3 separate regions of the Homo sapiens genome follow, and all the other regions are linked to region 1. A link is a contact called in ENCODE Hi-C or POLR2A ChIA-PET data. All regions are on one chromosome and are shown on one strand. The core of a region is the stretch at or near the end of the contact, and the rest is flanking DNA. Distances in the headings are between cores, read along the strand shown.

Evidence for each region. Hi-C counts contacts between places; a loop is a spot of excess contacts on that map. ChIA-PET counts read pairs that join two places held with the same protein, here RNA polymerase II (POLR2A). Pooled maps may share reads with other maps.
Region 2: a loop to region 1 is called in a map of CD4-positive, alpha-beta memory T cell, with 31 times the contacts of the local background. The contact joins two enhancer-like sites. A Hi-C loop is called at or near these places in 3 of 168 maps with a recorded cell type or tissue (CD4-positive, alpha-beta memory T cell, HCT116 and naive thymus-derived CD4-positive, alpha-beta T cell), 8 of 37 single-sample maps with no recorded cell type and 19 of 50 pooled maps. POLR2A ChIA-PET finds 5 or more read pairs at or near these places in 1 of 52 experiments (activated B cell).
Region 3: a loop to region 1 is called in a pooled map, with 5 times the contacts of the local background. The contact joins two enhancer-like sites. A Hi-C loop is called at or near these places in 4 of 50 pooled maps. POLR2A ChIA-PET finds 5 or more read pairs at or near these places in 2 of 52 experiments (IMR-90 and activated CD4-positive, alpha-beta memory T cell).

What each region holds. Positions count from the first base shown.
Region 1 is chr2:111,696,795-111,701,734 of GRCh38, forward strand. No RefSeq gene overlaps it. Among named protein-coding and RNA genes, the nearest start is that of MIR4771-2, 72 kb to the right of the region's middle. Within about 2 kb of position 2,242, at least 20 of the 41 ENCODE cell types and tissues checked have a DNase peak (open chromatin) inside an H3K27ac peak, as active enhancers do.
Region 2 is chr2:111,478,476-111,483,415 of GRCh38, forward strand. The region is part of intron 1 of MIR4435-2HG (MIR4435-2 host gene); the gene reads right to left. Among named protein-coding and RNA genes, the nearest start is that of SOCAR, 10 kb to the right of the region's middle. Within about 2 kb of position 2,002, at least 2 of the 41 ENCODE cell types and tissues checked have a DNase peak (open chromatin) inside an H3K27ac peak, as active enhancers do.
Region 3 is chr2:111,532,923-111,537,862 of GRCh38, forward strand. LOC124906066 (a long non-coding RNA gene) reads left to right here. Exons shown (of 2, transcript XR_007087190.1): 1 at 1-1,262; 2 at 1,977-4,113. Among named protein-coding and RNA genes, the nearest start is that of MIR4435-2HG, 40 kb to the left of the region's middle. RefSeq lists an enhancer at 1-357. Within about 2 kb of position 2,094, at least 6 of the 41 ENCODE cell types and tissues checked have a DNase peak (open chromatin) inside an H3K27ac peak, as active enhancers do.

The DNA.
Region 1 (4,940 bases), core at 992-3,491:
GCTGACGCCTGTAATTCCAGCACTTTGGGAGGCCGAGGTGGGCGGATCACAAGGTCAGGAGATCAAGACCATCCTAACACGGTGAAACCCCGTCTCTACTAAAAATACAAAAAATTAGCCTGGCGCAGTGGCGGGCGCGTGTAGTCCCAGCTACCTCAGGAAGCTGAGGCAGGAGAATGGTGTGAACCCCGGAGGCAGAGCTTGCAATGAGCCGAGATTGCGCCACTGCACTCCAGCCTGGGCAACAGAGCGAGACTCTGTCTCAAAAAAAAAAAAAAAAATACTTTCACAGAAACATCCAGAATAACGCATGACCAAATATCTGGGTACCATGACCTAGCCAAGTTGGCACATAAAATTAATGACCACCATGGCGTACTACTCAGCAACAAAAAAGAATGGACTATTGATATATGCCACAACTTGGATGGGTCTCTAGGGAATCCTGCTGAGTGAAAAAAAACAAAAAAACAAAAAACCCAGTCTCCAGCTGGGCATGGTGGCTCACACCTGTAATTCAAGCACTTTGGGAGGCCAAGGCCGGCAGATCACTTGAGGCCAGGAGTTTGAGACCAGCCTGGCCAACATGATGAAACCCCATCTCTACTGAAAATACTATATAAAAATTAGCCAAGAGTGGTGGCACATGCCTGTAATCCCAGCTACTTGAGAGACTGAGGCACGAGAGTTGCTTTAACCCAGGAGGCAGAGGTTGCAGTGAGTCAAGATCACGCCACTGCACTCCAGCCTGGGCAACAGAGCCAGACTCTGTCTCAAATAAATAAATTAATTAAATAAAATCCAGCCTCAAAAGGTCATATATTGTGTGATTCCATTTATATAACATTTCTAAAATATAGACACGGAGAACAGATTAGTGGTTACGGGGGTTGGGGACGATGGGGGCGGAGGGGGTGTGACTGCGGAGGGGAAGCGCAGTGTCCCTTTGTGGCGACGAATCAGTTCTGTGTCCTGATTGTGGTAGTGGTTTCAGTGCTCTCCACATGTAATAAAATGTCATAAAACTATACACACACAATATACCAATGCCAGGTTCCTGGTTTGGGTACTGTACTATAATTATATAAGATATAACCAATGGGGGAACCTGGGTGGAGGGTACCCAGGACCTCTCTGTACTATGTTTACAACTTCATATGAGTCTATAATTATTTCAAAGTAAAAATTTAAAAAAACAAGAAGATACATAGCAGAGAGTCAATATACACATTTTCAACAATAAACATGTAGACCTCCTGAAAAAAACAAGCTTTTTTTTTTCCTTTTCCTCTTAACAAGGATGTGCACAACTTTTCCCTTGGAAGGAACTTAGACACACACCAATTAACCCCGTGATGCCTGTCAGTAATGTTGGAGGAAGAGAGACAGGGCCTCTCAGGTGCAAGAATTAGGATGTCCCCAGCCTGAATGCCAAGAAACTCCTGTGGCAGCCAAGCCCCCAGGGTGTCAGACCCCTGAAGGGAAGTCTGAGCTCCTCTTTCTTTCCTTAAGTGATCCTGGGAGAGGTCACAGGGCAGCAGGGCCGGGAAAATGGCACGTGGAAAGCGGTCACTTCAGAACCAGAAGGTGTTCTTTTCCATCTCATCACCTTCTTAAGACAAACCACTTTCCCTCCTTTTCAGTTCTATCTGAACCAACAGCTACAAATAAATAAACACCACTGTTTGCAAAGGCCACAGAGATTAATATTATTATTAATATTAATAGTATTAATGGAGTCTAATCATAGTAAATACATAGAGATGAAAGATCTTTCCCAAAGCAAGTTATTGATAACTATTAGGGTTGACAACTGAAAGATACATTTGCAATTTATTTTTGAAGCCACATAGATTCATTTCAGCCGACCCTCTAGTTATGGGACTAGACCACATTCAAGTTGCCTTTCAAATAGTACTGTAAAATTAAAATTTAAAAAGCATGTAGACGTGACTTTAAGGGACACTCAAGGAACTACCAAACAAGAGCTCGGCAGCCAACACCCTTTAGTGAAAAGGGTAGGACAGTTTGGGGTTGGCACCTGGGAAAATGGTCCACATGATGACCTTTGCAGGGGTGCTGCCCTGTCCTGTTCCCAGCAGCCTCGCCCCCTTTCTTGCCCGGCTCGCTCCTCCTCCTCCTCTGACCCTGTCAGTCAGGCGTTAACTGACCTTCCCAGGGCTGGGCACCTTCTATAGGAGCTTCCTCCCCTTCTCCCCGTCCATGGGAATGAGTCAGCAGGGTTTGGTTGGCTCCACTTCCTGCCTGTGGTTATTATAGCTGACTCATCAGACCATCCTGGGTACACAGTTCAGAGTCTTGATGCAATTCACTTCACGTTAGATCATATTTCTCTCCGTCATTAAATATTCTTGGAAAACATGATTTTCAATGGCTGCAAATATTGCCAGGACCATCTGCTTGCTGAATGCTGGTGTGCGAGCTGGCAGAACCTCCATGTGCTCCAGGTCTCTGATCCATACGTGGAGAACGCACACCCACATGTGGCCATTTGCTGGTATTCCGTCACTCACTAAGTCCCCAGCAGAGCTACTGCTCTGAGTCTAAGCATCTAAGTATCAAAACATGATACACACACACACACACACACACACACACACAGCCCTAAAACAAATGTTACTGTGATCCTGAAGCCACTTGTTTAAAGAAGTTTACTTTCTTTTCCACCTGAACAGTGATAGACAGCCAGTGTGCAAGTTCAAGGAGATAATATTAAAGAATTATTGGATCATAGATGTTTTGAAATAATTATGCTCACCACACATAAGATTCATTCAATAGGCATTACATGCCCAAAACACATAACAATCTAAAGGCTTTAAAATAAGGCAGTTTAGGCCAGGTGAGGTGGCTCACACCTGTAATCCCAGCACTTTGGGAGTCCGAGGTGGGTGGATCACAAGGTCAGGAGATCAAGACCATCCTGGCTAATATGGTGCCTGTAGTCCCAGCTACTTGGGAGGCTGAGGCAGGAGAATTGCTTGAACTTGGGAGGCGGAAGTTGCAGTGAGCTGAGATTGCGCCACTGTACTCCAGCCTGGGTGACAGAGCAAGACTACATCTCAAAATAATAATAATAATAATAATAAATAAAAAAATAAACAGAATAAGTCAGTTTTCTACCTATCTGAATAGATACTGTAATGTTAAAATTATCACCACAAAGTTCCTCACCTTTTAGGAACTCGAGCTGGTAAGGGTGAGGTGGACTTTTATAAACCCTCAGGACAGTGGCTGGGCGGAGACTTTCTTCACACAGTCCATCTTCTGGACTAAAGAAGAGAGGCCGGGCGCGGTGGCTCACGCCTGTAATCCCAGCACTTTGGGAGGCCAAGGCAGGTGGATCACCTGAGGTCAAGAGTTCAAGACCAGCCTGACCAACATGGTGAAACCCCATCTCTACTAAAAATACAAAAAAGTTAGCTGGCCATGGTGGTGGACACCTGTAGTCCCAGCTACTTGGGAGACGGAGGCAGAAGAATGGCGTGAACCCAGGAGGCAGAGGTTGCAGTGAGCAGAGATCAAGCCACTGCACTCCAGCCTGGGCGACAGAGTAAGACTCCATCTCAAAAAAAAAAAAAAAAAAAAAAGGAGAAGAAGAGAAAGGACACACTATTCCTCCTAGAGCATGCATTAATGATTATGAGAAAGCCAGACAAGAATAATAATATTCTTGTTTGTTAAGCATGTACTAGGTCCCAGGCACTACACAAAGCACTTTTACAGAAAGCTATCATCCCCGCTTTGTGGTAGTATTTTTGGCCCAAAATGGCAAGGAAATAGCTACTTCACTGCATAATGCAAGAGCTCAGATTCAAGAGTACAGAAGAGCCCGTGGAGCTGGCCAACCACATGGAGGTGCCCAAGCCCCCTGCCCTCCATGTGGGTGTTTCCTGGTCAAAGGCATGAGAAATCTGCAACTGTTTCCATTACTGGTTGTTCATGGGAGCTTTCCTGCCAGGTTTTGCTTTATTTATTTATTTATTTTGAGATGGAGTCTTACTCTGTTGCCCAGACTGGAGTGCAGTGGTGTGATCTTGGCTCACTGCAACCTCTGCCACCCGGGTTCAAGGCATTCTCCCACCTCAGCCTCCCGAGTAGGTGGGATTACGGGTGCCTGCCACGATGCCTGGCTAATTTTTGTATTTTCAGCAGAGACAGGGTTTCACCATGTTGGCCAGGCTGGTCTCAAACTCCTGACCTCAAGTGATCTGCACACCTCAGCCTCCTAAAGTGCTGGGATTACAGGTGTAAGCCACCGCACCTGGCCTAGGTTTTGCCCTTCTCAACCATGTGTCTACCAGTAAGCCTGGGCAGATGAAAGAGGAAGCATTACAGTTTCCTTCTCCCTGACTGGTCTATGGCAGATTGTGTTTCCAAAGGTAGCCTCAGAATACCTCCCATCCCACATGCTATTCTAGAAACTCATCTTCCTCCACCAAGAGCTAGAATCTAATTCCCTATGTCTTGAATCTGGAAAGGTTTGGGACTTGCCTGCAACCAAAAGAATGTAGCCAGTGTTTCACATGACTTCCAAGGTTGGGTCATAAAATGAGATGCAGTCTCCACCTTGGTATTTGCAATCTTGAGCCCCAAGTAAGAAATCTGACACCCACTCCTGCCCTGAGGCTACAGTGCTGAGAGAAGGCCCAGGCCACACGCAGGTGTGCTGGCAGCCTGCTCCAACCGAAGTCCCAGCTGATAACTGGCATGAAGTGCCATAAGTGCAAGGGAGCCTTGGAGGACTCCAGGCCTCAGCCTTTGCACCTCACCTGACACTTTGCGCCTCACCAGCTGAGGTCCTGGACACCATGGAGCAGAGACTGGCCAATGAGATCAGTGCAACTCGTAAAATGTGACTGCAATAAGGACATGGATGATACTCATGAATGAGTGGAGACACTTCTAAGAGTATTTCT
Region 2 (4,940 bases), core at 752-3,251, 220 kb before region 1:
CAAATACACAGAGAGGACAGGATTGGGAGGAAATATGCCTGATTGGGAACAGTGGGTAACTCTAGTGGTAGGAATGTCGGTGGTGAGTTTTATTTTCTTCCTTGTCTTTTCTTCTAAACCCCTGCACCTGGCATCAAGACAGGCAGTGCCACCTGGGCACCAGCAGAGCCCTCCTCTGTCCTGGGGCAGCCGACCCTCAGGGGCACCTCTGCTCCCAGGGTGTCTTTCACCTGGGGCTTTTATATTTTCTTCAGATATTGCCTTAAAGAAACATGCTATTCATATCCTACAGACATTTTTTTTACATGGTTTTTGCGTTGCTTCAAATAATGTCCTCAATTTTACAATAAGAGGATTATTTAAAATTTTAAAAGCTGACACTCGTAGCAAACTACTGTGACCTGTGGTGCCTGCATCCCCTGCCCGGCCACTAGGTTGTCCCGGTTAGAGTCCAAATGCCCCCCAGCTGCCTGCTCACATTTCTGAGGTGGGCAGGGATCCATGGGCCGCTCTTTGGCCCACTCCCGTGCACGTGGGATGTCCACAGCTGGGACACCTGTGCGTGGGCACCCGCCCTGCAGGTCGCCTCCAGATCTGAGTCCTCACTCCTCCGCCTCTTGACTTTGAAGTCAAGGTTTCACTCTCTTGACGAATACTCACTGCTTAAGGCTACCCTTGCTACTAAAATAACTTTCCATGAAATACTCTGAAAGAAGCTTCTTGACTGTAAATGCCATTATATTATCAGAAATGCCATGTTTGTGTGCGGTTATGTCTTGTGTAACTGACTCCACCGGATTTTCGAGGTGAAGATTGCTCGTTTTTGTCATTTCCAAAACCCAACATTCTTTCACTATAATGTGGCAACTTCTCAGTTCTTTAAACTATTTTTTTCTTTAAGTTCTTATGAATTGATGGTTCCTGTTTTTCTGAACTGTGTGTTGAACCCGTGCTTCTGCTAGGTTCAGAGTCACCTTTGTTCAATAACTAGCAAATGAGGCAAAAAGGTCTCACATAAAATGTGACTTTGTGGCCACTTGGGAGCCTCCATCTCCTCTCTTTGTAAATTTTAATTTGAAGAGACGAGTGTGAACCTCAAAGGAGGGAAAGGGAGCGGGAAAATGGCAATGTGGGTGAAAGTTCCATGTTCGGGCGAGGTTCTCTGTGTGAGGTGAGACTGTACTGTCCTGCTCACATGGGAACCATGGCTCGGCCGCCAACCTCGCATGGAGTACAGGGACCCACACAGAGACACACTCTGTAGCCCACCAGAGCACGGATCCCATCCCATATAAAGATGAAATGAGTCTTTTTGTTTTTTTCTTTTTAGCACATGTAAAGACCAAATTTTTCTTTTGAACCTCGATTTTCTTTTGAACCTTGATTTAACTTTTAGGAAAAGTGAAAACAAAAGGAGAATATTGTATTCACCCAAATAAAAAATGATTTCCTGCGTCCAGGTTGACTGCTCATCCATTAGCAGCAGATGTCTCTCGAGTAGCTGAACCACACCAAGCTGGACCTGGGACTTGAGGAGCCCCCTTCAACCTCTGCCAGGACGCACGCTGGATTAGCATCTGCTAGGGCTGCCGTAAGAAAGTACCAAAAAATAAGTGGCTTAAACAATAAAATATTGTCTCACAGTTCTGAAGGCTGGAAGTCTGAGATCACAGTGCCCACTGGGCCAGGCTACCTCCAAAGGGAAGGCTATGTTCCAGCCTCTCTCTCGGCTTCTGGTGGTGTAGCTGTTTAAGTCCAGTCTTCACATGGTGCACTCCCTGAGTGTGTGTCTGTCTTGAAATTTCCCCTTCTTATAAGGACACCAGTGATATGGGATCAGGGGCCCACCCGACTCCAGCATGACCTCATTTGAACTAATTACATCGGCAATGGCACTATTTCCAAATAAGGTCACGTCTGAGCTGCCAGGGGCAAGGACGTCCACATGTGAATTTTGGGAGACACAAGTCAACCCATCACACACAGAGGCCCTAAAGGATGAATCACACACGTCTGGACTCCTACTCACTTTCTTAGTCGTGTCTTCTACCAGTCCTCTTTCCCCAAACTCATTCCCCTGAAAGCAAGTTGCCTTCCCACTAAGAACAGACCATTTGCTTTCTTTCCCTTCAGTGTCAGTGTCTATGCTAAGGAGAAGGTTGTTTAAAAAGCAGCTCAAAATCCACCAGACTCCTCAGGAAGTGCCTCTCAGGGAGGCCTCTAGACGGGGCTGCTGTGCCTCAGTAGCCTCAGTAAAGACCTCCCTCCAGCTGCCCTGTGTCTCCTGACTCCCGGGCTTTGTGATTCTAACCTCATGGGTGATCTGAGGGTAAACCCCAGGAAGTCCTGTAGGTCCCAGGGCTGTTCCTGTGAGGACAGCTGTCCCCTGCACGCGCGTGGGGTGCCGTGTGCTCCTGAGGAGCCGGCTGGGGCAGGCAGGGCCCAGTGACACCTGGGCTGGAACTGTGGCTCCCCCACTTGTTTGCTGGCTCTGCTTCCTCTTTAAGAAACGAGGATGATCATGTAGGGTTCCTAAGGGGGTTAAAGTGTGTGAACTCCTTAGAGGCGCACGTAGCCCAGAGGAGAAACATAAGTCAGCCTCAGCTCCTCACGGTGCCTTCGGCCACAGACAGCATTTGCCTTCACCAGGCTTCTTTTTAAAACAATTCTTGACTTGGAAAGGGTCCTTGGGAAAAATTAAAATTTTTAAAATAAATAAATAAAATCTGAGGTTAATTCTTTTGAAGATCCAATCTCCATTTCCTCATCCATCTGTTTTGTAAATACAATCTGGTGTCCAGGCGACTCTGAGGGACTGGGACCCTCCTGAATCACACAGCGTCCAAGTCACTCACTGCTCTCATTTCTGGCTATCAGATTGTTCCCCGGGGGAATGGAGTCTCCGCCCCTGGGAGCTCAGTTCGAAACCACGGCTGACCGTGAGGATGGCGACTCCCCACTCGGACCCCCTGAGGATGGCGACTTCCCGCTGGGGCCCCCTGAGACTTTGCTGGGGCTGGAAGACCACACACAGTGCATTCCCTGAAGGCCAGGGCCTACCCATCCACCCATCCATCCACACTTCCCCTGGGGTTGCCTGGATAAGCTCAGGGCCCCACCCACCCAACAGGGGAGGAGGGGAGACCCAGCCAGCCCTCCTGGAGCCCTGACATTTACAGCTGCAAAGGTAGGCAGCTGCGCTCAAACACACAAGCCAGGCCTCTCAACACAAGAAGGGGTTTAACATTAAAGAATACATTATGAGGCTGAGGCAGGCAGATTGCTTGTGTCCAGGAGATTGAGACCAGCCTGGGCAACACAGCAAAACCCTGTCCCTACAAAAAATAGAAAAATTAGCCAGGTCTGGTGATGCATGCTTGTAGTCCCAGCAACTCAGAAGGCTGAGATGGGAGGATCAACTGAGCCTGGGGAGGTCGAGGCTGCAGTGAACCGTGATGGTGTCACTGCACTCCAGCCTGGGCAACAGAGTGAGACCCTGTCTCAAACAAAACAAAACAAAAAAAAACCCATTTTGATAGATTTTGTGGAAAATAAGGAAGAAAAGAAAAAGGCCCATTCTTTTTTGCTTATACTGTATTTGCAAAGGACATATAAGAAACTAAGAAAAGGGTTACGGAGGGAACTGGATGGGAGATGGGGATGGGTGTGTGTTTTTCACTGGATACCTTTTTATACAATTTCATTTTTGAATCCTATTCAGAAAAATTAAAGCTGGAAATTCTATTCCCTCATTTACCACGTTTACAGGGTGAAAGAGAAATTCTGTATCCTCATCCCAAGAGATGCTGAAAAGCATCCGTGGAAGGTTGGCACCACCTGTCATGAGCGCCTTTTTCCAGATGAGAGTTCCCCAGGACTCATCGCAGAGCTTCCGGCTGGACTCCCTGAGGCCATGGAGAATTGCCAGGGTAGGGGTTACAGAGAAAGATGCCCTCCCTTGGAAATAATTTGTTTGAAGGCTCCTAATCTGCATGTGGTCTTGGCAAATAGGATCCAGCAAACCTGGATGTGTGCAAGCCATTGGAGATTCGTGGTTTCTTGGATGAAGCTGGGAATTCCACCTCTGCCTCAAGCTGTGCACCCTCAAACTCTCAAAAGCCTCAGTTTACTCATCTGCAACATGAGTTAAGAGTGCCCAACCCCCATAGGATGGGAATGATCATGTTAAAAGACATACATTCTCCAATCTCTACTGCTTCCAGGAGGCCCTTCAGAATAACATTGATTCACTACACACAGTGTAAGCAGCATGGCTGATCTCTCGTAAGTCCTGCATGAGGTAGCAATTAGAACCTCAAACATGAGAATCAAAGAGTGCCACTTTTGCAGCAGTAGAAGACTAAGAAATTGTAATAATCCTTTGAATCAGTTTGCTCAGATTACTCCCAGATTACTCTGGGACTTTTCTGACATATGAAGAACAATTTCTATTTCAATAGGGTGTCCATTGCCTGCCACTAACTTTTCATTTTCACAGAGAATGGCTGAAATTAGAATGGAGAGATTCTGATAATTCTGGCAAGCAGAGGGCAGATGGGGGTGAGGATGTGCGGACAGGGGCTGTGTTACTCTAAACGGCAGGGAAGGACTTGGGGACAGCATTTGTTCCCCTCTCCAGTGACATTCCTGTTTTGTTCAAGTGCCCCTCTGATGAACCCAGTGGGTGAACACAGAGCAGGTGACACACACTTTGGACAGGTGAGACAGTCACGGGTGAGTCACCTCCTTACCAGGAACCTCTGGTGTGCAGTCACCTTTCCTGCGGCTGGGTGGCAGTCTGTACTCATTCTGTGCCTTACCTCTTCCCTCCCGAGCATGACTCTGAGCAGGCACTTCTGGGGACTTCAAAGAGACTGTCACATGCAGATGAGATGAGCCATGTGCCTTTCAGGCCCAGCTCAGCAGGGCCAGCTTGAAAG
Region 3 (4,940 bases), core at 844-3,343, 160 kb before region 1:
GAACTCAAAAGCTCTCTGTGATTCATAAAGCAGCTCTTTTCATATGGGTTCCAAATTTCCTTTTCTGTTCATTCAACATCCTCTGACAAGCTCTCTGAACTTCATTCTGGCTTAAAAATCTAAGAAAGCCATGATAGTGAATACCCATGTCATGACTGTTTACCCTCAGTCCTCAGACTCGCCCTTCCCTGCTGAGGTGCCGCCCTGTGGAGAGGGATTAACCTCGAATGAGACGGTGGGACAGAGACCGATGCACTGTTGTGGTCACGGTTCCATAGGTGTGCTGTGTTTTTTCTCAGCATACCCATTTTAGGCTCGTGCGGTATCAAACTTTTCTGCCAGTAAGTAGAAAAGGCAATTTTTGTAAAAACTGAGAAACAAGTTGCAGGCGAGAGCAGATATTTCAGAAATGACTCAGAATCATGTTTTGCTAGAAGAATGCTAATGAAATACAGAGCGCATATTCATGAAACTGATAACACTCCCTCGGAAAGAAAATGACTCTTATTAGACATCTGAACTTGAGCAAAACATTCATGTCATCGATTATAATATAATGGATGGCTCCTACTCTGGCAGCAAAATTTAGCTTTAATGTAACTACAGAAGCAAAGATTATTCTTGGGGGAATAATGACAGAGTGTATCTTTCTGATCATCTGAAGCAGTTCATTCACCTCTGAAACTGACTGTAAACCTCAGGAAAGAAGCTTCTCAGAAATACATGACCCACTAAGCTAAGAGCCAACTCCCTAGTGAATCACCTTCCACACCCGTGACCTCAAGTCCAGGACCCGTGTAAAGCTAGTTTTTACCATGTCTTCTATGACTGCTGGGGGATGGTACACTATCATCCTAGATCCAATTACAAACAGAAAAAAGCAAAAAACAACTAAACCAGCTACTACTGAGCTTGAGCATGACTAGCACTGAACTACCTAATTTCTGACTGTTACAAATTAATCAAGTCACAGCACATTTGCGATTCATATCAGCTACCTAGGGCGTTTCTGTAGACAGCTAACCCATTTGGGAAGCAGTCAGCTAATACTATCTGGATGTCAGATGCATCTCATGTTTTGGCAGCTCTTTATAGTCTTTCAAGGGGATTGTGTTGACAGGCACTTGCCCTTCAACTTGCTGCTCTGTTTGGCAGCGGCTCTGTTTTCAGTCTTGCCTTCACTGCACTTGAGGATTTTCCACAGCCATGCATGGGGATGTTCTCGTGTAAGAGGGTCAGACGGGCAAAAATCCGGGAAGAAGGTAGGTGCATTCACAAAGCCATGCCTGGAAACTCTAGATCAGAGGGTGGACTCAACTCCTCCCAGAATCCAGAGGCTTGAAGTTGAGGTAGCTTAATCTCAGAGCGTACCTCTAGCTTCTCTAGGAGCAGTTTTTGGAAGGATCAGAGTCAGACTGCAACGCGGGCTTCAAACAACAGGAAAAGTCATTTAAAACCAAGAGTAATGAGAAGGGTGTGAATATTGGGAGGGTTTTTTAACTTCGTGAATTGGGTGTGATTTTTATTAAAATCATTTCCTAAAATCATGATGATTACGATTATGTCTATTAAAAATAAGAGTTCATATATATTTAGAGATATATACTAAAATATTTACAGATAAAATGATACAATGTTTAGGATACGCTTTAAAAAAATTAGAATGGGGCGAGATTGGGTTGTAGCTGAAACATAATTGGCCATAAGTTGATCATTGTTGAAGGCAAGTGACAGATGGGAGCTCATTATAATTTTCTCTATTTTGGTGTATGTTTAAGATGTTCTATGATAAAAAGTTAGAAATGAAATATGAGATATATGAATGCCTTTCTCAGAGACAATTATCTAATTTGAAACTCAGTTTCCTTTAACTCAAGATTTGTTTGCATATATCTAAATCACATGGTTTTTATCTTGCAAAAAAGAAACCACAGCTTTAAACCCGGGCTTCTCTTCTCGGTTCTGCTTTCTTCCAGGGATTCCAAGCGACAGGGCACATGGTACAATGCCTCCCATTCAGTAGATGCACCCCAGAAACATTGTTATGTTGCCCTCACCATGAAAACCACTCTTCACTGAGCACTGGCCGTTTAATGGGCCTGACGTCATATTGCCACGTGAAGCAGCCAGCCCTCTACTTTTGAAAACACCCTTTAAGGAAATGATTGCAAAGCTTGACTATAAAATATTTTCAGATATTTGAATGAGAAAACAAAAAGCCATGGTTCCCCACTGAGAGACACAGAAAGAACTCCTACAGCTCTGCCCCCTCCCCACACAGACCAGCCCTCCTTCCTTGAGGACAGGACTGACTAGGTCTGAACACAGCAGGTGCCCCACGCATGAGCTGAACTCCACTGAACTACAGCCAGTCACACAGACTGGAGGGTCTTTCTGTGGGATTCTCCCATTCCCACTGAATCCTTCCCATAGGCAAAAGGTAGTTCCCTAAAACAAATGAGAACAGCTGGAAGGGATCTGTTTACTGAATCAAGAAAACACTTAAATCTATTAACTGAATGAAGACAACTGAAAAACAAAACATTCCTGAAGGATTAAACTCTGCAGAAAGAAGCTGGCATTTGCCCAGGACAAGGACAGGCATCCTTTACAATGCTTATCTCAGTTAGAACAGCCTTGTAGGTAGACAGGGCAGAAGGATCTCTGCTGGGTCAGCCTAACAGGAGCAGGAAGGGTCACCTGGTGCAAAAACAGGGGAGGAAAGTTTCTGACCAGCTGATGTGAAAGCAAAGTTGGCCAGAGGTCACGTGAGGGAAGTCTGCTAGGATGCCTGTCTCAGTCTGTGTAGTTTTGCTATGAAGAAATATCTGAGGCTGGGTATTTACTTTTAAAAGAGGTGTATCTGGCTCATGGGTCTGCAGACTGTACAAGCAGGGTGTCAGCATCTGCTTCCAAAGAGGGCTTCAGGCTGCATCTGCTTACGGTGGAAGGTGAAGGGGAGCCCTGTGCAGAGATCACATCATGAGAGGAGAAGCAAGAAAGAGGACACGAAGGTGCCAAGCTCTTTTTTTTTTTTTTTTTTTTTGAGATGGAGTCTCGCTCTGACGTCCAGATTGGAGTGCAATGGTGTGATCTCGGCTCACTGCAACCTCCACATTCCAGGTTCAAGCGATTCTCCTGCCTCAGTCTCCTGAGTAGCTGTGATTACAGGTGCACGCCACCACACCCGGCTAATTTTTTTTATTTTTTTGTATTTTTAGTAGAGATGTGGTTTCGCCATGTTGGCCAGGCTGGTCTTGAACTCCTGACCTCAAGTGATCCACTCTTTTTAACAACCAGCTCTCACAAACTAACAGAGTGAGAACTCATTCTCCCTCACCCTACCCAGGGAGGACATTCATCTATCATGAAGGATTCACCCTCATGACCCAAACACCTCCCATTAGGCCCCACTTCTTAACACTGGGGATCAAATTTCAACATGAGATTTGGTGGAGACAAACATCCCAGCTCTAGCCATGCCCACCTGCTGAATGCTTATTCACTGTGAACAACTGCTGTCTTCTGAAAAAGTTGTGAAATGCATTTTGTGAAAAGAATTCTATTTTGAATGCCCGAATGGAATTTAATTTAGAGGAAATCTGTTGTGAGTTACCTTCAAGAACTGCCAGGTTAGCTGTGTGACCTCAGGCAAGTTATCTAACTTCTCCATGCATCAACTTCCCCATAGAAAAAGCAGGGAGAATAGAATAGCAGTGCCTACTTCATCAGGCTGTTGTGGGAATTAAATGACTTGACACATCTGAAGGGCTGATGATGTGATGCTTGAGAGACGCGGGATACAACCCTTGCAGCCCTTGGCAGGCTGACGGTGCAGGCACTTTCCCTCAAGTATCTGGGCCCTTCCGTGCCCCAGTGCCACCTGCCTCCCCAGAGCAATTACCAATCACATCAACAAGGGCTACCCAGGGTGGTCACTCCCCTGCTCAGCAGTTCTCTGCGTCTGTAGCTACCGTGCCTTCTCAGCACCCCGCACGATGTGTACCTCCTAGAAGTCACTCAATGAGCATTTGAAGTGAACAAACACCTGGCCGGATGCTAACCTGGAGGGTCAGATTTTACACACATGACTAATAAAGACCGTCCTGCCAAGTCTTTTTTAGTGAACTTACACAGCGCCACACACAGATAGGGTCCTCAATGAATAAATATTCCTGGGCGGATAAAATGGGACTTCATTCTATGTAACAAAAGTTATGCCTTTAAGATCTTTCCGTTCAATTTCCAGACAGTTTTGTGAGCTGGGGGGTCTCCCTCCAGACTCTGGGGTGCCCCAGCAAGCCCAGGTTCTGCGCTTGCCTGACCCAGGCCACGCTGGCCCCGGGGTGTCCTGTGCCAAGCTGGGATAGAGCCTCTCTCCCCCAGCAAGTGGACGGCCCACGCTAGGGCTCGGGTGCTGAGGTCTGAAGCCTGGTGGAGTCTTGGCTGTTCTTCAGCTGGGTTTTGTGACTTACCCATTGGGGGGTGTCTGGTGAGAAGCTGTGGTGAGCGGAAAGACGACATGAAAGTAGGTATCATTGAGAAGCAGCAGCAGAGTGCGTGAATTCTAAAACCATTGGTGGTGAGGTGGTTAAAAAACATTTTCCCTCCTGTAGCTATCATGACCACCAGACTTTTGTGGGGTAGGATAGAGAAAACCGTAAGCACAGTTCAGGGCCTTTCGTGGATGTGGCGTGGGTGCAGAGGGAGGCTCCCTGGTGGGACTCGCCCCTGCTGACTGGACTGCACGTCTCCGTCCACTGCATCCCTGCACCCATCACAGAGCGGCGCCCAAGCCCAAAAACAAAGATGTTCTTTTTTTCTATTTTTTTTTTTTTTTTTTTTTTTTGAGATGGAGTCTCGCTCTGTCACCAGACTGGAGTGCAAGGGCATGATCTCGGCTCACTGCAAGCTCCGCCTCCTGGGTTCAAGCAATTCTC